2 separate regions of the Homo sapiens genome follow, and region 1 is linked to region 2. The links are chromatin loops, found by intact Hi-C in ENCODE. Cell type or tissue: breast epithelium. All regions are shown on one strand. Links, peaks and the distances in the headings refer to the core of each region. The heading gives the core; the rest is flanking DNA. Region 1 has its middle 13 kb from the start of DRG2. Region 2 overlaps PEMT (phosphatidylethanolamine N-methyltransferase).

The links. Peaks named below come from ENCODE experiments on the same cell type or tissue, not always from the same donor. Only the 100,000 strongest peaks of a DNase experiment are listed, where the experiment ranks them.
Region 1: a loop joins it to region 2, with 6 times the contacts of the local background. A loop is called at or near these places in 1 of 110 quality-filtered maps.

The regions. Positions count from the first base shown.
Region 1 is chr17:18,069,302-18,081,327 of GRCh38, forward strand. No RefSeq gene overlaps it. Among named protein-coding and RNA genes, the nearest start is that of DRG2, 13 kb to the right of the region's middle. In breast epithelium, for the core only: no CTCF peak of the experiment used is centred there; no DNase peak of the experiment used is centred there; H3K4me3 peaks cover 649 bases.
Region 2 is chr17:17,538,793-17,550,818 of GRCh38, forward strand. The region is part of intron 2 of PEMT (phosphatidylethanolamine N-methyltransferase); the gene reads right to left. Among named protein-coding and RNA genes, the nearest start is that of PEMT, 47 kb to the right of the region's middle. RefSeq lists enhancers at 1-2,081, 6,573-7,072. In breast epithelium, for the core only: no CTCF peak of the experiment used is centred there; DNase peaks (open chromatin) are centred at 6,763 and 7,298; H3K27ac peaks cover 1,414 bases.

The DNA.
Region 1 (12,026 bases), core at 1,058-9,057, 530 kb after region 2:
GGCATGCGACCACGCCCACCTAATTTTTTTTATTTCTGTAAAGATGGGGTCTCCCTATGTTGCCCAGGCTGGTCTTAACCTCCTGGGCTCAAGCTGTCCACCCACCTCAGCTTCCCAAAGTGCTGGGATTACAGGTGTGAGCCACCACACCCAGCCAAGACACCATTTATTGGCTGTTTTGTTGAATGGAAAAGTCATGGGAGGCCTGGGTTCCACCTATCAACCTTGGGTCCCAATCTGCCCTCAAGGTACATCAGCTAACCTCCCTGAGCCCAACTTCCCTCACCCAGAAAGTGGAAAACCTCTGTCTGGACTAAAGAATTGTTGAGGATTCTAGAAGATGCTCCTGAAAGCACATTGTAAATTGAATAAGAATAATTGTAAATTGAATAACATGTAAAAAGTTATTCTTGCTTAATAATAATATAAAAATATCTACTGGGCCAGGGTGCGGTGGCTCATGCCAGTAATCCCAGCACTTTGGGAGGCTGAGGTGGGAGGATCACTTGAGGTCAGGAGTTCGAGACCAGCCTAGCCAACATGGTGAAACCCCATTTCTACTAAAAATACAAAAACTAGCCGGGCATGGTGGCGGGTGCCTGTAGTCCCAGCTACCAGGAAGCTGAGGCAGGAGAATCACTTGAACCAGGGAGGCAGAGGTTGCAGTGAGCCAAGGTCGTGCCACTGCACTCCAGCCTGAGTGGCAGAATGAGATTCCATCTCAAAAAAATATAAATAAATAAAAAGTATCTACTGAGCCTTGCCACATGCACCATTGTAGGTATTGAGGGTGATGCAGGAATAAAACATGTCTACAACAGCTATAGCAACTCTCTTTCATATCTCGATTCTTAGATCCCCAATTTATAACCTTTAGTTAGCTTTGTTTTTAGGCCATCTATAGGAACTGTAGAAATAGTAGAAATTGTGTAGATTTTAAGTGTGAAACCAATTGCAAAACAGGACAAAAGGAAAACTATAAGAATGCTGTCGGCTGGGCGCGGTGGCTCACGCCTGTAATTCCAGCACTTTGGGAGGCCAAGGTGGGCGGATCACAAGGTCAGGAGATCAAGACTCATCCTGGCTAACACGGTGAAACCCCGTCTCTACTAAAAATACAAAAAGTTAGCTGGGCGTGGTGGCAGGCCCCTGTAGTCCCAGCTACTCAGGAGACCGAGGCAGGAGAATGGCGTGAACCCGGGAGGCGGAGCTTGCAGTGAGCCGAGATAGCGCCACTGCACTCCAGCCTGGGCGATAGTGCAAAGACTCCATCTCAAAAAAAACAACAACAAAAAAAGTGCTATCTCCACTCATCTGAACTGCACCTGGGAAGGGAAGCATTAAAATTGCTCAGTAATGAAATAGGCAGTAGGCTTTGATATATTTAAAAATAAAAATTAAAAAAAAAAGCCTCAAAGTTGGATTGCAGTTGAACAGCTTTTCCCTCCAGATTTTTCTTCCAAAACATCGAAAGATTGAAACTCCCTATTTGTACATAGCAGGGAAAACATGTAAGGCTTTTCATTTGTAGAGAAACATATGCTGGATTCAAGTTTATTTTTGCCATTTTTTTCCTTCTGATTTTTCAGTTCGCTTCATTTTTCAATGCATTAGTCATGGTTTCTCTCCATAATCGCTCCACAGCCCCTCCATCTTCATGCCTTCTCACTGGCTTGACCTGGAGCAGTGTTTCTGAAACCTGGCTGCACTTCAGAAGCACATGGGAGCTGATTTAATGTCAGGCAGCATGCAGACCAGTCCTCACAACCTGTCGATGTTTTTAAAGCTCCCCGGGTGACTCCAACGCACAGGAAGCTTTGAGCGTAACTAAGTGAGCCTCCCGCCCTGAAATGAGAGAAAGGCTTTCAGGCTTGTGGTGTTGGTGGACTAAGTGTGGCTTCTGGCCATTCACACAGTCACCACACTGCAAGGGAGCTGGGAACTGGAGCCTGTGAGAAGCCCCTGTGAACAATGTTCTCTGTCTTAAAACAGCTTACACGGACTTCTCCTTTTTACCTCTAAAAGATTCATTCCCCTTTCCCCAACCATATACCCCAGATTGCAACCCCTTGCTATTCTCAAATAAACTTTTTGTTTTGGAGTGTCAGTCTCTCTCTCGCTTATTTTAGCTTGATGTGAGTAGCTTGCAGAGTTGTGCTGCATAAGGAAAGAAAATAAATAGGAAGTAGCTGTCAGGGGAGTGGGCTAGAAATGGGTTGTTGGTTTGGTTATTTCTGCAGGGGGAGGGGTTTTCTGCAAATTATATGTAATGAGGCTTTGTTTATTGTGGTAAAATGTGTATTACATAAAATTTACCACTTTAACCACTCATAAGTGTACAGTTCAGTAGTATTAAGTACATTCACATTGTGTTCCTATCACCACTGTTTCCAGAAGTTTTCCATCATCCTAAAGAAATTCTGGACTCAGTAAACGCTATCTAAATCCCCATTCCTCCCCCTAGTCCTGATAACCACCATTCTATTTTCTGTCCCCATGAATTTGTCTAGATCCCTCATAGAAATGAAATCATAATAGTATTTATCTTTGTGTGACTGGTTTTTTTCACTTGTAGAATGTGTCAGAATTTCTTTCTATGCTATGGCTGATACTCCATTGTATGTATATAACACATTTTATCCATCTGTTGATGAACATTTGGGCTGTTTCTACCTTTTGACTATTATGCATTGTGCTGTTATGAACACTGGTTTGTGTGGTCAGTATCTGTTTGAGTACCTGCTTTCAAGTATTTTGAGTTTGTAACTAAGGAGTGGAATTGCTAGATCATATAATTCTATGCTTAACTTCTTGAGGAACACCAAACTGTTTCTCATAGTGGCTGCACCATTTTACATTCTCTCCAGCAGTACACAATGATTCCATTTTCTCCATATCCTCTCCAACACCTGTTTTCCTTTTTAAATTTTTTTTTTTTTTCTTGAGACAGAGTCTCACTCTGTCGCCAGGCTGGAGTGCAGTGGCACAATCTCGGCTCACTGCAACCTCCACCTCCCGGGTTCAAGTGATTCTCCTGCCTCAGCCTCCCAAGTAGCTGGGACTACAAGGCACGTGCCACCACGCCCAGCTAATTTTTGTATTTTTAGTAGAGATGGGGTTTCACCATGTTGGTCAGGTTGGTCTGAATCTCTTGACCTCGTGGTCTGCCCACCTCGGCCTCCCAAAGTGCTGGGATTACAGGCGTGAGCCACTGTGCCCAGCCTTAAAATTTTTATAATGGCCATCCTAATGGGTGTGAAGTGATACGTCACTGTGATTTTTGTTGTTGTTTTTCTGAGATGGTATCATTCTGTCACCTAGACTGGAGTGCAGTGGCTTTTCTTTTTTCTTTTTTTTTGAGACAGAGTTTTCCTCTTGTTGCCCAGGCTGGAGTGCAATGGCACGATCTTGGCTCACTGCAACCTCCGCCTCCCAGGTTCAAGCGATTCTCCTGCCTCAGCCTCCTGAGTAGCTGGGATTAGAGGCACCTGCCACCATGCCTGGCTAATTTTTGTATTTTTAGTAGAGATGGGGTTTCATGATGTTGGCCAGGCTGGTCTTGAACTTCTGACCACAGGTGATCTGCCCACCTCGGCCTCCCAAAGTGCTAGGATTACAGGCATGATCCACTGCGCCTGGCCGTGCAGTGGCATTTCTGCACTCCATAATCATGACTCACTGTGGCCTTGACCTCCTGGGCTCAAGCAATTCTCCTTCCTCAGCCTCCCAAGTAGCTGCGACTACAGATGCACGCCACCACACCCAGCTAATTTTTTTTCAAAATATTTGTAGAGACTGGCTCTCACTATGTTGATTTGCATTTACCTAATGATTAGTGATGCTGAGAAATCATCTCAAGTGTTTATTCAACATTTGTATATCTTCTTTGGAGAAATGTCTATTCAAGTCCTTTGCTTTTTTTTTTTTTTTTTTTTTTTTTTTTTTTTTGTAGAGACAGGGTCTCACTACGTTGCCCAGGATCTCTGCTTTCTTTTTTTTTTTTTTTTGAGACAGAGTCTTCCTGTGTCGCCCAGGCTGGAGTACAGTGGTGTGAGCTTAACTCACTGCAACCTGCACCTCCTGGGTTCAAGCGATTGTCCTGCCTCAGCCTCCTGAGTAGCTGGGATTACAGGTGCCCACCACAACGCCAAGCTAATTTTTGTATTTTTAGTAGAGATGGGGTTTCACCATGTTGGCCAGGCTGGTCTTGAACTCCTGATCTCGCAATTCGCCCACCTCAGCCTCCCAAAGTGCTGGGATTACAGGTGTGAGCCACTGCACCCGGCCCCCTGCTCATTTTTAAATCAGGTGCATTGTTTCATTGTTGCTGAATTGTAGGTGTTCTCTATATTTTCTAGATATTAATTCCTTATCAGATACATGCTTTGCAAATATTTTCTCCTATTATTCTGTGGGGTCTCTTTACCATCTCTTTTTTTTTTTTTTTTTTGAGACAGAGTCTCACTCTGTCGCCCGGGCTGGAGTGCAGTGGCACGATCTTGGCTCACTGCAACTTCTGCCTCTCAAGTTCAAGTGATTCTCTTGCTTCACCCTCCCGAGTAGCTGGGATTACAGATGCCTGCCACTACGCCCAGCTACTTTTTGTATTTTTAGTAGAGATGGGGTTTCACCATGTTGGCCAGGCTGGTCTCGAACTCCTGATCTCGCAATTTGCCCACCTCAGCCTCCCAAAGTGCTGGGATTACAGGCACGAGCCACCGTGCCCGGCGGCCTCTTCATGCTCTTGATAGTGCCTTAATGATGCACAAAAGTTTTTTTTTTTTTTTTTTTTTTTTTTGAGACGGAGTCTCGCTCGGTCGCCCAGGCTGGAGTGCAGTGCTATCTCAGCTCACTGCAAGCTCTGCCTCCTGGGTTCACACCATTCTCCTGCTTCAGCCTCCCAGTAGCTGGGACTACAGGCGCCCTCCACCACTCCTGGGTAATTTTTTTTTTTTTTGTATTTTTAGTAGAGACGGGGTTTCACCGTGTTAGCCAGGACGGTCTCGATCTCCTGACCTCGTGATCCGCCCACCTCAGCCTCCCAAAGTGTTAGGATTACAGGCGTGAGCCACCGCGCCTGGCAAAAGTTTTTCTTTTTGATATAATCCCATTTATCTATTTTTTTTTTCATTTTGTTGCCTGTACTTTTGGTGTCATATCCAAGGAACCATTGCCAAATTTTAATGAATTTCTAGGTAACCATTTATTATAAATTATAGTACAGCTATATAATGAAACACCTCTCAGCATTTCTTATAAAAAGAAATGTACTATAGCGATACAACACAGATGAATCTGGAAACATTATGCTGAGCAGAGGAATCTAGACACAGAAGACGATATGCTGTGTGATTCCGTTCAGATGAAGTTGTAGAAAAGATGAGTCTAACTGGTAGTGATAGAAAGCAGATGGGTGGCAGCCTGGGGCTGAGTTGGGGTGAGGACTGAGTGCGGGGGGGTGGTGGTTTCTGGAGTGATAGAGATGTTCTGTGTGTCAAATGTGGGGGTGGCTGCATCGCCCTATGCATTTGTCAGAACTCATTGAATTATGCACTGGAGAATGGTGTGTTTTATTGCAAGTAAATTATGCTTAAAAAAAAGTTGAATCAAAAATATTTTTAAAAACCATCCATTAATTCAGAAACAGTAGGGATGCATTGTACAAAACTAGAAAATTCAGACCAGCAAGAGAAGGAGTTTTGCTTACTTTTCCGAAGGGAGGTGTGACAGCATATTTGTATGCTGTTGAAAATGACACAGCAGAATGCAAAGTTCAAGCTGTAGGACAGGGATGGCTCAGGTAGAAGCACTGAGAGTTTGTTTCTGGGAACAAGCAGCCATGCCAATGCTGGCAAGTTGGAAGTTTGTGGAAGTTCTTGTCTCATTTCTTCAATGGTTCTTAGTGAGCTTGAGAGCAAGGTAGACAACCCTCCTGAGGATGAGGATAGGGGGAGAGGTATTGGGCCTTTGAGGAGAAAGAAGGCACGAGATGGTTGTCCAGGAGAGGAAGAGTGGATGGATGCGGAAGTCAAGCATGCCCCAAGCAAGCATGGGGATGTTCCCAACCCAGGTGCAGGTGCAGAGTAGGAAGAGGCCTGTGGTTTTGCAAGTACAGGTGAGTGAAGAGTCAGGGAGTTGTTGTGTGTGCAAGGGAGTGAAGTAAGTGAAGACCATGGAATTCAAGCTGGATACGGAGGGAGAGAGGACTTCAAGGGGATGAAGGTGGTAGCACCAATGGATTGGAGATCTTGGTGGGCTCAAAGGATGGATGGAATCAGAATTCTAGAAAATTGGGGCTGAACTTGGTGGCTCACACATCTATAATACTAGCACTTTGAGAGGCCAAGGTGGGAGGATCACTTGAGCCCAGAAGTTGGAGACCAGCCTGGGCAACATGGCAAAAACCCATCTCTACAAAAAATACAAAAATTAGCGAGGCATGGTGGTGCATGCCTGTAGTCACAGCTACCAGGGAGGCTGAGGCGGGAGGACCTCTTGAGCCCAGGAGGTGGAGGTTGCAGTGAGCTGAGATCACACCACTGCACTCCAGCCTGGGTGACAGAGTGAGACCCTGTCTCAACAACAACAACAAAATAATAAATAAAAATAGAAAGTTGGAAAGGGAGAAGCTTTCACATTCAAATTTGGTCAGACCTCTCTTTACCTTAAAAGTGTTCCTATTGCCCACAAGATCAAATCCAGACCCCTCAGGAGAACCTCAGGTGTGACCAGTCCTCTGTGACCTGTCCAGCATCCATCTGGCTTGCTGGAGATGCTGCCAGACCTGCAGAGCCCCCAGGCAGAGCCCACAGGAAATCCCCCCAGCCCTGCTCATTCCCACTTTTTGACCTTGGCCTGACTTACTCTCTAAGGGAACCATCTTCCCCAGAACATTTTTCCTGATGTTTCTGCCTGCACCATCCACTCTGTATTAGGGTCCACCATGCATGCTCCTGGACCCCATGCTGCTCATCTCTTTAGTGGGGAGGAATCTTACTCCATTAACTTTATTTTCCTTATCTCAAATCAGATTAACAGCCTGCATCGTGCCAAGGTTGCAGAAAATGACACCTGAGTGTTTCTTATTGGGACTCTCCCTTCACCTGGTCACAAAAGGGCCTCGTGTCAGTGTCTCAGGCTGTAGGTGCTGAAGCTCTGGAGAGATCCTTCTCATCTTTAGTCTCTCCAGTTACCATGCAAGGGCCCCTTGCCCAGACCCCTTTCCTTTCCCATCTAAATGGCAACTTCTACCACTCTTGGGGGCCAAGAATATTTGCCATTTCCCAAGACTAGGAACTCCTGGCCGGGCGCGGTGGCTCATGCCTGTAATCCCAACACTTTGGGAGGCCAAGGTGGGCGGATCACGAGGTCAGGAGATCGAGACCATCGTGGCTAACACAGTGAAACTCCGTCTCTACTAAAAATACAAAAAATTAGCCAGGTGTGGTGGTGGGCACCTGTAGTCCCAGCTACTCGGCAGGCTGAGGGAGGAGAATGAAGTGAACCTAGGAGGCAGAGCTTGCAGTGAGCTGAGATCACTGCACTCCAGCCTGGGGGACAGAGCAAGACTCTGTCTCAAAAAACCAAAACAAACAAACAAACAAAAAGACTAGGAACTCTGGGGCCTGGTCACCCTGGGTGTACCACAGAGCCATTCCCTGCTGCCACCTGAGGCCAATCATCCCTCCAATGCACCTAGAGAGGGCCCCCGTGCAATTGTCTCTGCCTAACCGTGTTCCATAAGGGCTGGGGCCTGAAGCTTCCTGTAAGAATGAAGACAGCATTTAGGAGGTCTACTGGCTTTGTTTTCTGGATTTCAGCCCAGAAGTTTTCTCTAAAACCCTCAGATGTTAACTCATCACAGAAGACACGACTAGGTTCAAAAGGACAAACAGCCCTACACACTACCCCAACTCCAGACGTCTGAGGTTACTGCAGCTTCAATAAAGTGTGCATCAATTAGAATTAAAATGCTCCTTTTTCCATCCTGGGTCACATGGCAAAACCCGGTCTCGGCCATGTGCAGTAGCTCGTGCCTATAATCCTAGCACTTTAGGACCAGGTGCCGTGGCTCAAGCCTATAATCCCAGCACTTTGAGAGGCCAAGGCGGGTGGATCTCTTGAGGTCAGGAATTCAAGACCAGCCTGGCCAACATGATAAAACTCCATCTCTACCAGAAATACACAATAGCCGGGCATGGTGGCGCACGCCTGTAATCCCAGCTACTCAGGAGGCTGAGGCAGGAGAATCGCTTGAACCCAGGAGGCGGAGGTTGCAGTGACCTGAGATTGCGCCACTGCACTCCAGCCTGGGCGACAGAGCAAGACTCTCTAAAAAAAGAAAAAAGAAAAAAAATATACAAATCCTAGCACTTTGGGAGGCCGAGGCAGGAGGATAACTTGAGCCCAGGAGTTTGAGACCAGCATGGGCAATGTAGTGAGACCCTGTCTCTATTTAAAACAAATAAACAACTGGGTGCTGTGGCTCACGCCTGTAATCCTAGCACTTTGGGAGACTGAGGCAGGTGGATCACAAGGTCAGGAGATCAAGACCATCCTGGCTAACACGGTGAAACCCCATCTCTACTAAAAATAAAAAAAATAAAAAACAATTATTTGGGCGTGGTGGCACGTGCCTGTAGTCCCAGCTACTTGGGAGGGTGAGGCAGGAGAATCGCTTGAACCCAGGAGGCAGAGGTTGCAGTGAGCCGAGATCGCGCCACTGCACTCCAGCCTGGGTGACAGAGTGAGACTCCATCTCAAAAAACAAACAAAACAAACAAACAAAACCCAGTCTCTACTAAAAATACAAAAATTAGCCAAGTGTGGTGGTGCATACCTGTATTCCCAGCTACTCAGGTGGCTGAGGTAGGAGTATTACTTGAGCCCAGGAGGTCGAGGCTGCAGATCGTGCCACTGCACTCCAGTCTGGGTGACAGAGCGAGACCCTGTCTCCAAAAAGCTCTTTTTCCTGGGTCAGAGTCAACCTTCAGAGAACACCCCATGCTGGGTAAAAATAAATATCTTCTTTCTTCTTTTTCTTTTCTTTTTTTTTTTTAAGACGGAGTTTTGCTCCTTGTTGCCCAGGCTGAAGTGCAATGGCGCAATCTCGGCTCACTGCAACCGCCACCTCCTGGGTTCAAGCAATTTTCTTGTCTCAGCTTCCCAAGTAGCTGGGGTCACAGGCGTGCACCACCATGCCCGGCTAATTTTGTATTTTTAGTAGAGATGGGGTTTCACCATGTTGGTCAGGCTGGTCTCCAACTCCTGACCTCAAGTGATCCACCCGCCTGGGCCTCCCAAAGTGCTGGGATTACAGTATCAGCCACTGTGTCCAGCAAAAATGAATGTTTTCATCACAGGTGCAACATGCTCCCCCACAGCCTGTCCCAACATGGTAGCCTGTACCTTTGGTGAATGTCCAGGCTTGGGGAAAAGGGGTGTCAATGGCACAGTGGCTCACACCTATAATTCCAGCACTTTGGGAGGCTGAGGCAGGTAGACTGCTTGAGGTCAGGAGTTCGAGAGCAGCCTGGCCAACATGGTGAAACCCCTCTCTACTAAAAATACAAAAATTAGCCAGGCATGGTGGCGCATGCCTGTAATCCTAGCTACTTGGAGGCTGAGGCAGGAGAATTGCTTGAACCCGGGAGGTGGAGGTTGCAGTGAGCGGAGATCGCAACACTGCACTCCAGACTGGGCAACAGAGCGAAACTCTGTCTCCAAAAAAAAAAGAGCCTGGCACAGTGGCTTGGGCTTGTGCTTGCAGTCCCAGCTACTCTGGAGGCTGAATTAGGAGGATCCCTTGAGCCCAGGAGTTTGAGGCTAGCCTGGCCAACATAGCAAGACCCAAGCTCCAAATAAGTAATAATAATAATAATGTGATGATTCTCACATACTCATTCTATCTTTTGCTGACTTCCTGTCTTTTTGTTCACTTATCTAGCTCTCCAGCCAAGCTCTGAGCTTCCTGAGGGCAGGGCTGCTGTCCCATTCATTTCTCTATCCAGAGGACACACGAGTTGTGCTCACCTGACACCAGCTGAGCAGCCAAACAGTTCCATTAGCCAATTCGATTTGAGCAGATTGGTGCACACTACTGTGCACCAGTATTGGGTCCCAGCTACTCGGGAGGCTGAGGTGGAAGGATCCCTTGAGCTGGAGAGGTGGATGTTGCAGTGAGCCAAGATCGCACCACTGCACTCCAGCTTGGGGGACTATGTGAGATGCTGTCTCAAAAGAAAGAAAAAAAAGAAAAGAAAAGAAAAAAAGGAAAAGAAACAAACAAAAGTCAAGAGACAAGCTTTGGTGAAACCTTGGGGAGGGAGGCAGTGAACTTGTTTGAAGACTACCTCTCCAAGTTCTATCTCTGGATGAAGAGTTTTAAGGGAAATTAGGGGAGTACAAATGATGATCAAGGCATTCTTATGAAACGCGCAGTCTCAGGCTGGCAGTTAAGTGTTAATTCCTTGGTCAATGTCTTGTGGCCATCTGCAGGCACCATCAAGCTGTTCTTATCAGGCTGGTCAGCCTGTTCCTAGAGTTGTTGGTCAGCGTATTTTCTTTTATGTCTATCGAAGGTCCTGTTTTCCTGAGGCTGTTTTTAATGAAAAATCTACAAACTCAAACAAAGCATAATTATATCAGGCAAACAAACTTTTCTCTAACATGGAGTCAGTACTGTTAAATAAATGAACAAATTTGAACAAGGAATACTGTCCCGGTTAGATAACTGTGATTATAAGTGAAGTCCAGATTTGCCCCTAGTTACTTTGCCAGAATTTCTTCTGAAATGCTTTACTTATTTATTTACTTTTGTTGTGGTAAAATAGATATAAATATACATGAAATTTACCATTTTAACCTTTTTTTTTTTTTGAGACGAAATTTTGCCCAGGCTGGAGTGCAATGGCGCAATCTCAGCTCACCATAACCTCTGCTTCCCGGGTTCAAGGGATTCTCCTGCCTCAGCCTCCTGAGTAGCTGGGATTACAGGCATGTGCCACCGTGTCCAGCTAATTTTGTATTTTTAGTAGAGATGGGGTTTCTCCATGTTGGTCAGGCTGGTCTCAAACTCCCGACCTCAGGTGATCCGCCCACCTCAGCCTCCCAAAGTGCTGGGATTATAGGCATGAGCCACTGTGCCCGGGCCATTATACCCACTTTTAAGGATATAGTTCAGTGGTATTAAGTACATTCGCATTGTTGCACAACAATCACCACCCTTTGTCTCCAGAACTTTTTCATCTTCCCAAACTGAAACTCTGCACCCATTAAACACTCACTCCCCAGGTATATTTTCCTTAGAGAAATTTCAATTCAAGCCCTTTGCCCATTTTTTAATTGGGTTGTTTTCAGATATGTGATTTGCAAATATTTTCTCCCACTCTGTGGGTTGCCTTTTCACTGTGTTGATAGTGTCTTTTTTTTTTTTTTTTTTTTTTTTTTTGAGACAGTCTCGTTCTGTTGCCCAGGCTGGAGTGCAGTGATGCAATCTTGGCTCACTGCAACCTCCACCTCTCGGGTTCAAGTGATTCTCCTGCCTCAGCCTCCCAAGTAGCTGAGACTACAGGCATGCACCACCACGCCCAGCTCTTTTTTTTTTGTATTTTTAGTAGAGACGGGGTTTCACCATGTTGGCCAGGCTGGTCTCAAACTCCTGACCTCAGGTGATCCGTCCACCTCAGCCTCCCAAAGTGCTGGGATTACAGGCATGAGCCACCGTGCCAGGCTGATAGTGTCTTTTGATGCACAAGCCAAATGTTTCTACGGTTCCGGTAGCAGCCTCTCCAGAAGCATTTAAACTCCACCTCAAGGGCTCATTGCACAGCATGCACACAAAGGCTTGTAGGTGGCCTTCCGGGTTAGGGTTTGGAGGGCCCAGACCTTCCAAGCAGGAGAGCCGGTTGCCTAGAGCAAGTCTGATGTGCGGTCATCTCCCTTGACCCTTGAAGTAGGCATGATTCTAACGTTACCTGAGAAGAACTGAGGCCCACAGGGATTTCATGGAAGCAGATACAACAGCA
Region 2 (12,026 bases), core at 2,286-10,285:
GATCCGCCTTCTTGGGTCAATATTTACCTGGACTTCAGCCTGCCTCGGAAAGGAAATTTGAAAATATTTGGCGAGTGGCAGAATGGTTGTCTGGCTACACAGGCCGATAAGCAGCTGGGGCTCAGGTTTCCAAGCTGGCCTTTTATGGGCGAGAGACATTATCACCATCATCAACGCCCATGTGCTAGTAGTAGGACCCACTGTCAGCCAGCTTTTTGTTTTGTTTTTGTTTCTTAAAGATTAGTATATTTTAGAAGGGGGGACTTTAAAAATCATTTTTAGGTCAGATTTATGAAGGTAACACATAAAGTAAAATGTACCCTTTTTAATGCACAGGTCTGTGAGTTTTGTTGTTGTTGTTTGATTTTAGTAAAGATGGGGTCTCGCTATGTTGCCCAGGCTGGTCTCCAACTGTTGGTCTTAAGCAATCCTCCTGCCTTGGCCTCCCAAAATGCTGGGGTTACAGCTGTAAGCCACTGTGCCCCAACCAGGTCTATGAGTCTTGACAAATGCATACCACCACCACATCAGGACACAGCACTTCCAGCCAGCTCCAGGCTCCAACCCAGAGCTGGGCCCTTCCCTGTCCCACCCCAGACACTCCTGTCCTGTGTTCCATCCCGTTTCCCTCCTCAAGTGTCACAGAAATGGAATCGCGCAGGCTGTGGCATCCTGCACTTGGTATGATGCCTCTGCGATGCGCCCAGGGTGTCACATGTATCCCCAGCTTGTTCCTTTTTGTGGCTACGCAGGATTCTTTGGTGTGGACGTGCCACAGTCCGTGTGTCCCTGCCCCAGCTGAGGGACTGCTCGTGGGATTTTGCTACTGTGTAACTGTGTATTTTCATTTCTCTGAGGGCCAATGTGCTGTCAGCTAATCACGATCATGGGGCCTGAATCAGCTCACAAGGTCACTGTGCAGGGGAACCATTGCCCTCATTCAGGGGCACAGAGCCCCGGGCACAGCCCTGCAGCTGAGAAGTATCAAGGCATCCGGCCTGTGGGACTCCACCCCTGTATCACCACCCTCTGTCTGCCGCAGCCCCTGTGCCCCACCCATGCACTGGCGCCTGAATCTCTCAGGAGCGTGGGCAGGAGGGGTCCTGGGAGGCTGGTGCAGGAAAGACTGACCACGCAGGTGGCAGGGAGCTCACAGCCTCCACGCAGGAGGCTCGGGAGCAGGAGGGCCCACCCCAGGAGTGCAGGGACAGGGGAGGACAAGGAACAAAGGCTGGGGGCATGGAAGGACAGAGACATCTTCTGGAAAAGACAGAATCTGAGTTGAACCTGGAAGCAACGCCCCAAGGGAAGGGGCCAAAATGGGCAGCAGCCAGCCCTGGCCGTGGGTGGGGATGGGGCAGGGGCGCAGGATGGAGGGTGGGGCCTGGAGGGCTCATGGAGGAAGGAAGAAGAGCCTCAGAGGGGCCTTCCAATCCCAGCTCCAACCCTCCCTCCCCCGACAGAAGACCCCCAACATGGGGCAATGGCCGGGACGAGGAGGGGGCTGCCCCAGGTGGACTCTGCGCTCTATCCCAGTGCCTCCTCTGCGCCTGCTTTGCCCAGAGCACACAGGTGAAAGCACCAACTTCGGGCTGAGCACAGCACACGTGAGGGAGGGTGGCCAGCCAGCATGAGTTCTGGCATTATGTCCCAGGGGGTCAGGGGAACTGAGCCCCAGGAAGACTCCCTAGGCAGGTGGCAGCAGCCACTGTGCAAGGAGAGGAGCCAGTGAGTCAGGAGCACCAGCTGGCCTCCACCAGCCAGACCCCCAGAACCCGCGTCTACTTGAGGACACTGTCAGAAGGAGCCCAACTTCCAGGCAGCTGCAGGATGAGAGGCCCCAGGCAGGCTCCGCCCCTCCCCATGCTGCCCCTCTCCAACAGGGTCCCCGCAGCACAGCCCACTTCTCCAGGCAGGCTCAGGGTTCAGAGGGTCGTGCAGCATGCAGCCTCCTTCTCACCCTCTCCTGCAGTGACCCCCTCGCTCCCCCACCTTGGACAGCACCTGGCACAGTGCCCACTCATCACTGGCGAGTGAATGGGCTCCCGAGTGCTCCCCTGTGAGCACCTCAAGGCATACAACAGGTACTCAGTAAATGTTCGCTGATTATAAATCTGCAGTGGGCAGGGAGTGTCTCCACTGCCTGGTATTTGTCTATTCTCTTCTTGCTTTCTGTGGGCACTGACAGCAGTGACTGCCAGTTTCAGTGCCAGCCCCGTGCTGAGTCCAGCCACCCTGGCCGCTGAGTGCTCGGCTGAGACGGGGACAGAGCCACCACTGGGATTCTGGGGTCACAGATGCATCTGCATGTTTATTCCAACAGACAGGATTGTTGCTGACGTTAGCAGAATTGTGCTCCGCCTGCTGCTATATAGAGCACCCATATGAGGTAGGCGCCAGGCCCAAGACTGGGCATTACAGAAGCACCCCATCCTCCCAGAGCCCTGCAAGGAAGATGTCTCCCTCACGCACGGACAGGTGCGGTGGTGCCTCAAAGTTTCCCGAGTCAGCTGAACCACCTGATCCCGAGCCCCAGCTCTTTCAGCTCCTCCAGCTCTACACATTCCTAAAACCCAGGCTGCCCACCAAACAGGAAGCAGGGAGCATCGTGGACCGTGGCCCGCAGCACCTGTCCCCACTTAGCTCCCAGGAGAGAAGGCTGGCAGGCAGCCCCAAGACCACCGGCCGCAGCAGCAGCGGGGCATGGGCAGGCTCGGACATGGCGGGCCTCATCCCAAGGCGCCAGTTCCCTGGGCCCAGCTCCAGCGAGCCAGAGCCCACACACTGAACTTGAAACATCTGCCCAGACCTGGGACTGCTGCAGGGCCTAAAGCAGCGGTGAGCACAGGTTTGTTGAGGCTTCTGGGGATAAATATTTTGATATCTGTGCTCCAGGAAAGGATTCTGAGCTTCAGAGATGAAGCAACCTGCCCAAGAAGGCTCCTCAGCGACCGGGGCCTGCCCAGGGTGTCTGCAGCCAGCACAGCTGTGGCCTGGGCTGCCAAGGCAGAAACGTTTCCTCATGAGCCCCTTGCCCAGAGAGAAACGGCTGCTACCCCTGGCCCCAAGGCTAAAACGACAGGCCACAGACATGTGAGCCCAACACCCAGGGCTCATCTGCCTGGTACTGGCCCCTGAATATCAGTGCCTGAGCCAGAAGGGCACAGCCCACCTTCCTCTTTTTTCTTTTTTCTTTTTCTTTTTTTGAGATGCAGTCTTGCTCTGTTGCTCAGGCTGGAGTGCAGCAGCATGATCTCTGCTCACTGAAACCTCCACCTACCAGGTTCAAGCAATTCTCCTGCCTCAGCCTCCCAAGTAGCTGGGATTACAGGTGCTCACCACCACACCCAGCTAATTTTTGTATTTTTAGTAGAGACGGGATTTCACCATGTTGGCCAGGCTGGTCTCAAACTCCTGACCTCAGGTGATCTACCCGCCTCAGCCTCCCAAAGAGCTGGGATTACAGGCGTGAGCCACTACGCCTGGCCCACCTTGTTCTTCTTTAAGGCAAACACCGTGCCAAGCAACCTGGTTTGCCTGATTGAGCTCCCGCTCAGTTAATCCAGAAACAGGGGCCTACGTGGCCTCTGGGGACTGGCTTGGGATAGAGGGTGCTTGCTCAGGTCACCCCAGATGAGCCTTCTCCATATCCTCAGCTCACCACGGGCTCCTGGGATTACCTCCCGCCACCTCCAACTACCCTCCTGGCTAACGCTTTCCTCTCAGGCCATGGGGAGAGCAGGCTGAACCATGCCAAGGACACAAACAGATTGAGGGCAGGGCCTTCGTGTTTTGGTGGGATTGTCTTTCATGGAGGAAAAACAGGGGAATGGGTTATGCCCTCCAGTAATGACAGTGACCACAATCCTGGTGTTTCTAGAATCTTTCAGTTTCAGGGCTTTTCCACATGCACAAGTCCATGAGATCCTCGCCTGGGCTCTGTGAAGTAGCCAGGATTATACATGTGATCCCATCTCACAGATGAGCAAACCCAGGTTGAGGGCAGCCTGCAGGGACTGGGCCGCCCCCTCCTTTGCACCGTTCGGCCACCGTTGCAGGAGCAGGGCCCAAGGCTGCAGGGAGTACCCCAGGGGATGGGCAGTGAAGCTGCCGTTCCTGCACACTGCCGGGTCTAGAGGACTCTGAGGCTGGAAGGGGCATGGGGACATCATTCTTCTCCTCTCCAGCTGCCTTCCCCCAGAGCATGGCCTCCTCGCATCAGTTACTTAAATCAGTTACTTAAACCCAGTGTGGTTCCCAGACCAGCAGCACCACCGGGGAAGCATGTCAGAATGCAGACTCTCAGGCCCTGGCCCGGGCCACTCGGCCACATTCTGCATCTGCTTCCGATCCCCAGGACTGTGGAGAAGCCACGTCGTGTCCTACAGAGTCCTGAGGGCCTCGCATGTGCATGTGACCACTGACCGTCCACTGCCAGGGCGTTCTTCCCAAGTGCGACCATGGGGACTCTGCTGAGCACTCCACACTGTCCTTTCCTTCGTCTGCCTTCCTCAGGCATACGGCAGTGAATCCTGCAGAAGTCTCAACAGGCTCAGTACCAGGACCCAGCCCTTCACCACATTCAGTGGCCCTTCCAAGCATGTGGCCCCAGACCAGGAGCTCCTGCGGCACTGGGAAGGTGGCTGCCCTTTGAAGGGGCCACGGAAGGCAGCGCACGCCACCTGGATCCCGGGCCCTCTGCCTGAAGCACAGCTGCAGTGACTTTCATGAAGGCATGAAATGCTCTCACGACAAAGGGCAAAATCCAGCTTGTGCTTTTTTTTTTTAAGATGGAGTTTTGCTCTTGTTACCCCAGGTGGAGGGCAGGGGCACGATCTCGGCTCACTGCAAACTTCGCCTCCCAGGTTCAAGTGATTCTCCTGCCTCAGCCTCCTGAGTAGCTGGGATTATAGGCATGCACCACCACATCCAGCTAATTTTTGTATTTTCAGCAGGGACAGGGTTTCACCATGTTGGCCAGGCTGGTCTTGAACTGCTGACCTCAGGTGACCTGCTTGCCTCAGCCTCCCAGAGTGTTGGGATTACGGGCGTGAGCCACGGCGCCCAGCCAGCTCATGCCTTTTTTGACCCAAAATAGAACCTCTGAGCTTGACCATGCATACAATTTGCTAGATGACTGTCAGTGACTTGCCTCCATGTGGGAGGAGAGAACTCCAAGGCTGAGGTCCCATTTCGAGGCATCTGAGAACACAGCCTTGCTAGACGTCTTAATGCCTCCTATAGGACTGGCAGCTTAGAGGGCAGACGTGGTCGGTGAGGGGGGCACTGGACGGGGGTCAGGAAAGTTGAGCACCTAGTGCATGCAGAACACATCCTGTGGATTATTACAGAATCCTCCTGACAATCCACGAGGAAAGAACTTTATTTTATATAAGGAAACAAGAACATGGAGGCACCCAGACAGTGAGTAACTGGCCCAAAGCCACACAGCTGGGAAGCAGGAAGCCCAGCTTGTGTTTCTTTTTCTTTTCTTTTTTTTTTTTTTAGACGGAGTTTTGCTCTTGTCGCCCAGGCTGGAGTGCAATGGTGTGATCTCGGCTCACTGCAACCTCCACCTCCCGGGTTCAAGCGATTCTCCTGCCTCAGCCTCCCGAGTAGCTGGGATTACAGGTGCCCACCACCACGCCCAGCTAATTTTCGTATTTGTAGTAGAGACAGGGTTTCACCATGTTGGCCAGGCTGGTCTTGAACTCCTGACCTCAGGCATCCCAAAGTGCAGGGATTACAGGCAGGAGCCACCGCATCCGGCCTCCAGCTTGTGTTTCTAACCATGAAGTCCCCCCACTGCCCCGATTCACTGCACAGACCACAGCCTTGGTGTCCTCAAGTGTGACGGGCAGGGGCTGGCACAGGTGCTCATGAACATCTGAACCAGCTCTGGCTTCCTTTAGTCCTCCGAACAGAAAAGACGTTTCAAAATGGAGGCAGAACAGGGCGGCTTTCTCCACTTCCCAACCAGCAGACACGGGTCCAAGAGAATCTTCCCTGCTGAACCAGGACCATCATCCATGTGTGAAATTGGGGGCAGAAAGGCGGGCATTTTAGCCACCAAACTCCAGTTTGGAGACTGACCCCAGCTGCAGCATTCTTACCAAGGGACCTGGACATGTTATTTTGGAAGGAAGGAGAAAGGAGGCGAACAGGCCAGCCGTTCTCTCCAGAGGGAGTCCAAGGTGGGCCCGGGCCCGGGTTAACTTGGACAAGGCACTTCCTGTTCCAAAGGGCCACTCAGCTTCCCGTGCAGGCGGCCACCAAGGAGCTGTCTGGCCTCACATCCCTCAGGGTCCTTGCCGGGCCACACCCTATTTAAAACCTGACCTCTCAGGGCAGTCTAGGAATCATGGCGTGTTGAGCGGGGCAGCCGGGACCTCAGTTGTCCTGTTCTAGAGCATTCTGATGGACCTCACCCGCCCATGCAGGTCACCTGTATAAGGACAAAGGACAAACACACCTTGAAGCCCCTCACCGTCCTGGCGTCCCAGCCCACCTCTCACCCAGGTCTGTCCAGGGTGTGCCCGGAGGTCACATGCCCCATGGTCTCCAGCACGTTGCATGCTCCTCACAGTGTTCCTGCCACCTGGAGGAGCCCATTGCCTGCCTACATTACAGGTGCTGTCAGGCCATGCTGAAGATCCTCCTCTTGTGGCCGCCGTCCCCACAAGTCCCAGCCCCAGGGCCATTCCTATGGGCCCACTGGAGAAGCCACAGCCCATGCCACCAGGCTGGGCTCCTTGTCCTGCATGCTGAGTCTTGGCTTCAACTCCTACACCAGAGACGGCCTCCTCTGCTCTTTCTGCGGGGCCGGGTCCAGCCCATGACTCATTCATTCATGCCATTCCAGAACAAACCCTACTTTTGCCTGCTTCCAAACTTTTGCTCAAAATGTTCTCTTTTGTGATAATGAAGTTGTGCTGAGGTAGGAAATGTCCTCCGTTTTAGAGATGCTATGATGGAGTGCAGAGGGACAGGTCACAGCGTTCGTGACGTCAGCTACCAAGGCAGGATGTACTGGAATCTAAGGGCTGATGTTTGGAGGTTCGTCCTCTCTACTTTTCTGTATGCTTAAAATTTGTCAATTTAAAAAAGTACCGCTCTGCCTGAAAAACCAATTCCTTTCCTTGCCTGTCTCTTCCTGCTAAAATCTCTTTCCTTCTGGAAGGAGGCCACGACTGACCTTCCATCTTCTGTCCCTGGGCCACCTTGCCTGGGCTCACTCCCAGCACAGCATCTGCTGAGCCCTGAAGCCTCTTCTGTACCCATCTTATGTCCTCAAGCAGCCTATAAACTTGCCAGGTGGGGCCGAGCCTCCCCACACCTCCCTGGGGCGATGCACAGACGCTCTGGCTGGATCCAGTGGCCTGGGCTAGAAGGCGGTGTCACCTGAGGCCAATGAAGCCATCACTAACAGGAGAAGAAAGGAGATGATGGCACCTGTGGAGAAGGGCATGTGTGGGCCACGGCATGTCCTGATGCCTGCTGGACACCACTGCCCCTGGGTTTGGCCGGGCTTTGCTCTCCCGTGTCTTGGTGGCTAGCCAGGCAGCCCTGAACCCACCAGGCAGAATCAAATGGCCTGAGCCCCTCCCAGGAGCAGCAGGGCTTTCTCCACCACATTTTCAGAAGCAGGCTTGGTTCAAACTGGTGCCAGGCTGGTGGGGGGTGCAGTGGGCATGATCAGGTTTAAGTGACTCTCATTGTTTCTGACATTTGCTAATAAGGCTGATAAGGCCCCGGGAAGAAAATTACAAGATAACGGGATGGCATCAGCTGGGCTAGGAAGAGTGGCCTGGCCACCTGCCACCCATCCAGCCCCCAGGCCTCTGCTCACAGGCGCCTGCCTTCGTCCGACCCTGGGGAGCCTCCCTGTCCACCCTGGGGCTGGCCTAGCCTATGGCCAAAGAGAGGCTGGGACAAGGTGGGGCATTAGTAGCCCAACAGGGCTTGCAATTTGGAAGCAGGCCAGGAAATCCCAAATAGCTCTCGACCATTGCTGAGTTTAGATGACAACCAAGGCTGCCTCATTATCTTCACAGCTGCAGTCAAAGCAAAGTTGGTTCATTTGCTACGTGCTGACCCTCTCCATTTAAAGGACAGAAAAGAAAGAGGTGGCCGTGGCTGGACCTCTGCATGCACTGGTGACTGCAGGATGAAGCTGCCCATCGTCAGAAGAGCTCCAGGGGGCCTGCGCCCCCGAAGAGCTGGGCTGCCCACTGGTCTCCAGCTCCAGGCGTGCTCTCGAGCCACATGCTCCGCCTGGGGGGCACCCAATGTTCCCTATTAGCAGCTCCGCTGTTACTGCAGGATAATTAATTCAATCAGAAATAATTGAACAGGCAAGGAGCTCCGAGGTGCTATTTCTCACCTGCTGAGGCAGAGAGAAATATTTGCAAACCAGCCCCAACTGCAAGCAAATGCCAGCCATAGTCCTCCCAAAGTGCAGAGCTCCCGACCCCTCTCCACACACAGATCTGTTCTTCAGGTAGCTATGGAGGGCTGCCAAGTGCCAGGCCCTGGGGCACTAGGGCAAGCAGGCGAGGCGTTCAGGGCCTCTGCCCAAGGGGGCCTCCTGTCTGTGCCGCATGGACTCTGTGTGATGATGCCAGAGATGCGCTCGCCAAAGAACAGGGTGCTGGGAGAAAGAATAACCTGGAGCGAGGGCAGTCAGGGAGGTGACCTTCACACTGTGGCGTGCAGGATGAAAAGCAGACACCACACAGAACACAGAAAGAAGGGCCTTCCAGGCAGAGAAGCATTGTGTGCAAAAGTCCCAAGTTCAGCCTGGCTTATCTCCTGCATGGCTCCCCCAGCCCTGCCTGTGTGTCTGGAAAGCCTCCCTCCTCTTCCTCCTCCTCCTCCTCCTCATCCTCCTCGTCCTCCTCCTCCTGTCTGGGGCACAGCCACAGGGCCCTACCCTGTGCATCTCCTTCCTCATGCTCAAGGACAGAACTCCCAGGACCTCCAAGCGCCCGTGAACTGAAAGCAGGTTTATCTCGGACTTGGTATTTAAGTGTAAGGTGTCTGCATGACAGGAGCCAGAACACGCTAGTGAGGGGCATGGAAAATCTAAATCACAACTGAATTCTGTGGGAAATGTGAAGATGGAGAAGCCAGAAGGAAGGAGCTAAAGAGCAAGAAGAAAATTGGAAAACACAGAGAACGTCATCAAATCAGAGCCAGTGCGCAGGCCACCCCAAAGAAATCTGATGGCAGCCACTCTGCTGCACGCACAGCAGCGGGATGTTCTATCCGAACCTCCCCCCACCTCCCGGGATACCCATTAGGTTCCAGCCTCCCTCGAGGGGAAGGAATGACTTCCTTTGGTCCTCAAGAACACTTTGAGGTAGCTATTGTCATGGCGGCAGTCCACAGATGGGAGCTCCAAAGCTGGCCAAGCTGCACACAGCCCTGCTGGCGTCCAGCCTGGCTCTAGGTGAGGCCAAAGCTTGAATGCCCTGGGCTGGGTAGGCTGGGCCAAGCCGTGCTGCCCCTGAGGGCTGACCATCCAGTGGGGAGGGACAGCGTGTATACAACATGCCATTCTAGAATGGTCCCTGGGCTCCTAGGGGTCTTCTGGAGACCAGGGGTCTGGGGGAGGAAGAGGGATTCCAAAGCTCTAGGCTGCACTGGAGATCATGTCACCTGGGCCCTTGAGGGACCCAGAAGCTCCTCGAGGCATCAGAACATCAAGTCTGTGGCTAAATTCATACCAGAGTCTGTGACGGCTTCACGGTGAGCACAGGTCTTTTTTTTTTGAGACGCAGTTTCGCTCTTGTTGCCCAGGCTGGAGTGCAATGGCACGATCTCGGCTCACCGCAACCTCTGCCTCCCAGGTTCAAGCAATTCTCCTGCCTCAGCCTCCTGAGTAGCTGGGATTACAGGCATGCACCACCACGCCTGGCTAAGTTTGCATTTTTAGTAGAGATGGGGTTTCTCCATGTTGAGGCTGGTCTTGAACTCCTGACCTCAGGTGATCCGCCCGCCTCGGCCTCCCAAAGTGCTGGGATTACAGGCGTGAGCCGCCGAGTCCGGCCGAGTACAGGTCTTGAAGGACAGGAGGTAGAGCCTGTCTGGGCAGTGTGTGGAGGGTGGCAAGTGTCCACACTAGGTGGTGTGTGTCCAGAAGGCACAGTGACCAGGCCACATCTCCTCAGCAGGACCCTGACCAGGCTGTGAGACCAACCCTCTGCAGTGACAAGCAGCCATGGAATTCTTTTTTTTTTTGAGACAAGGTAACCCAGATTGGAGTACAGTGGCACAATCACAGCTCACTGCAGCCTTGACCTCCCTGGGCTCAGATGATCCTCCCACCTCAGACTCCCAAATAGCTGGGACTACAGGCATGTGCCACCATGCCCTTTTTAACAAAATTTTTATTTATTTATTTGTTTATTTTTGAGACGGAGTCTCACTCTGTCGCCCAGGCTGGAGTGCAGTGGCACAATCTTGGCTCACTGCAACCTCCGCCTCCCGGGTTCACGTGATTCTTCTGCCTCAGCCTCCTGAGTAGCTGGGACTACAGGCACATGCCACCACACCTGGCTAATTTTTGTATTTTTAGTAGAGATGGGGTTTCACCATATTGGCCAGACTGGTCTCAAACTCCTGACCTCGTGATCCACCCGCCTCAGCCTCCCAAAGTGCTGGGATCACAGGTGTGACTTTTATATTTTTTTGTAGAGATGGGGTCTTGCTATGTTGCCCAGGCTGCTTCCAAACTCCTGTGCCCAAGCAATCCACCTGCCTCACTCAACCTCACAAAATGCTGGGATTACAGTCATGGGCCACTGTGCCCAGCCAACCGTGGCATTTTTTACCTTTTATTTTAGAACACTTTTAGATTTTCAGGAAAGTTGCAAAAACAGCACAGGGCAGGCCTGTGTGTCTCCACTCAGCTCCCTGAGGCTAATACCTCACAAAGCCACAGGCCACTTATGATAACCATAGCTGTGACAATCTGTCCATCCTCTTGGGCAAAAGCAGTGCTTTTCAGGCGGGTCTGGGGCTGCCACAGCTTTTCAGCCCAGCAGACGGGAGGCACGTCCTCGTCTGGGCCACTCTGTACCTGCACACACATTCAGTCCCTGCAAGTCCGCAGCTTCCAGAGGCCATGCCAACAGGGGGTGGGCAGCGTGGGCGCAGGGAGGGAGCACACGCTGCTCAACAGCAGGGAGGAGCATGAAAGGCAGGGTGCTGACGGAAATGGATCCTTCTTCACAGGGTGGTGAGACTGTCCCTGAAAACAGTTCCTCCCTGATAGCGGGGGGGATCAGCAGGGCTGGGCACAGAGACTCTCTCTCCTCGCCAGTACAGCCTGGATTGAAAATACCATGTTCTGTGCTCACTGTGCTCCCCACCACCCCCCTCTGGAACGTGTCCCGTGACCCTCTGAGGACACAGACGTTCGTGGTTCTCTGTCACCCAAAGGGAGGGACAGGACAGAACAGCACAATCTCTGCCTGTTCCAGGGCCTGCTGCCGCTCGGTTTCTCTGGGGACGATCTTCACAGCTTTTCTGTGCCACCGATTAGGTCGAATTTGAAACAAGAGTCCATTTGAGCTTTGCAGATGCACAGCTGGGACGGAATTTGGGGTCCCCTGTGGCACTTGGGTGTCAAGGGGTGTGTGCACAAGCCACACCTGAACGGTCTGCTTCAGGACCCCCCTTCCCCCCACTCCCCGCAGCTATCGAGGGTATGCCACAGCACCTCCTACCACCACACAGTTCAAAACCAAACAAGAACAGAAGTGTCGGGCTCAGGCTGCATTCGGATCCCATCATTTATTGTCATGCATTTGTGTGATTGTTGTAGACTTCAACAGTTTTTAGTTGACAATTACTTGTATTCATTCATTTTCCAGCCCGCTTATTCTAGTTCAAGGTCGCAGGTGGCTAGAGCCTCTCCCAGGGCACAAAGCCTGGACAGGACGCCGTTCCATCACAGGACACACTCGCACCCACACCTGGTCAGACTGGGACCACTTAGATGTCCAGTTCACTGAATGTGC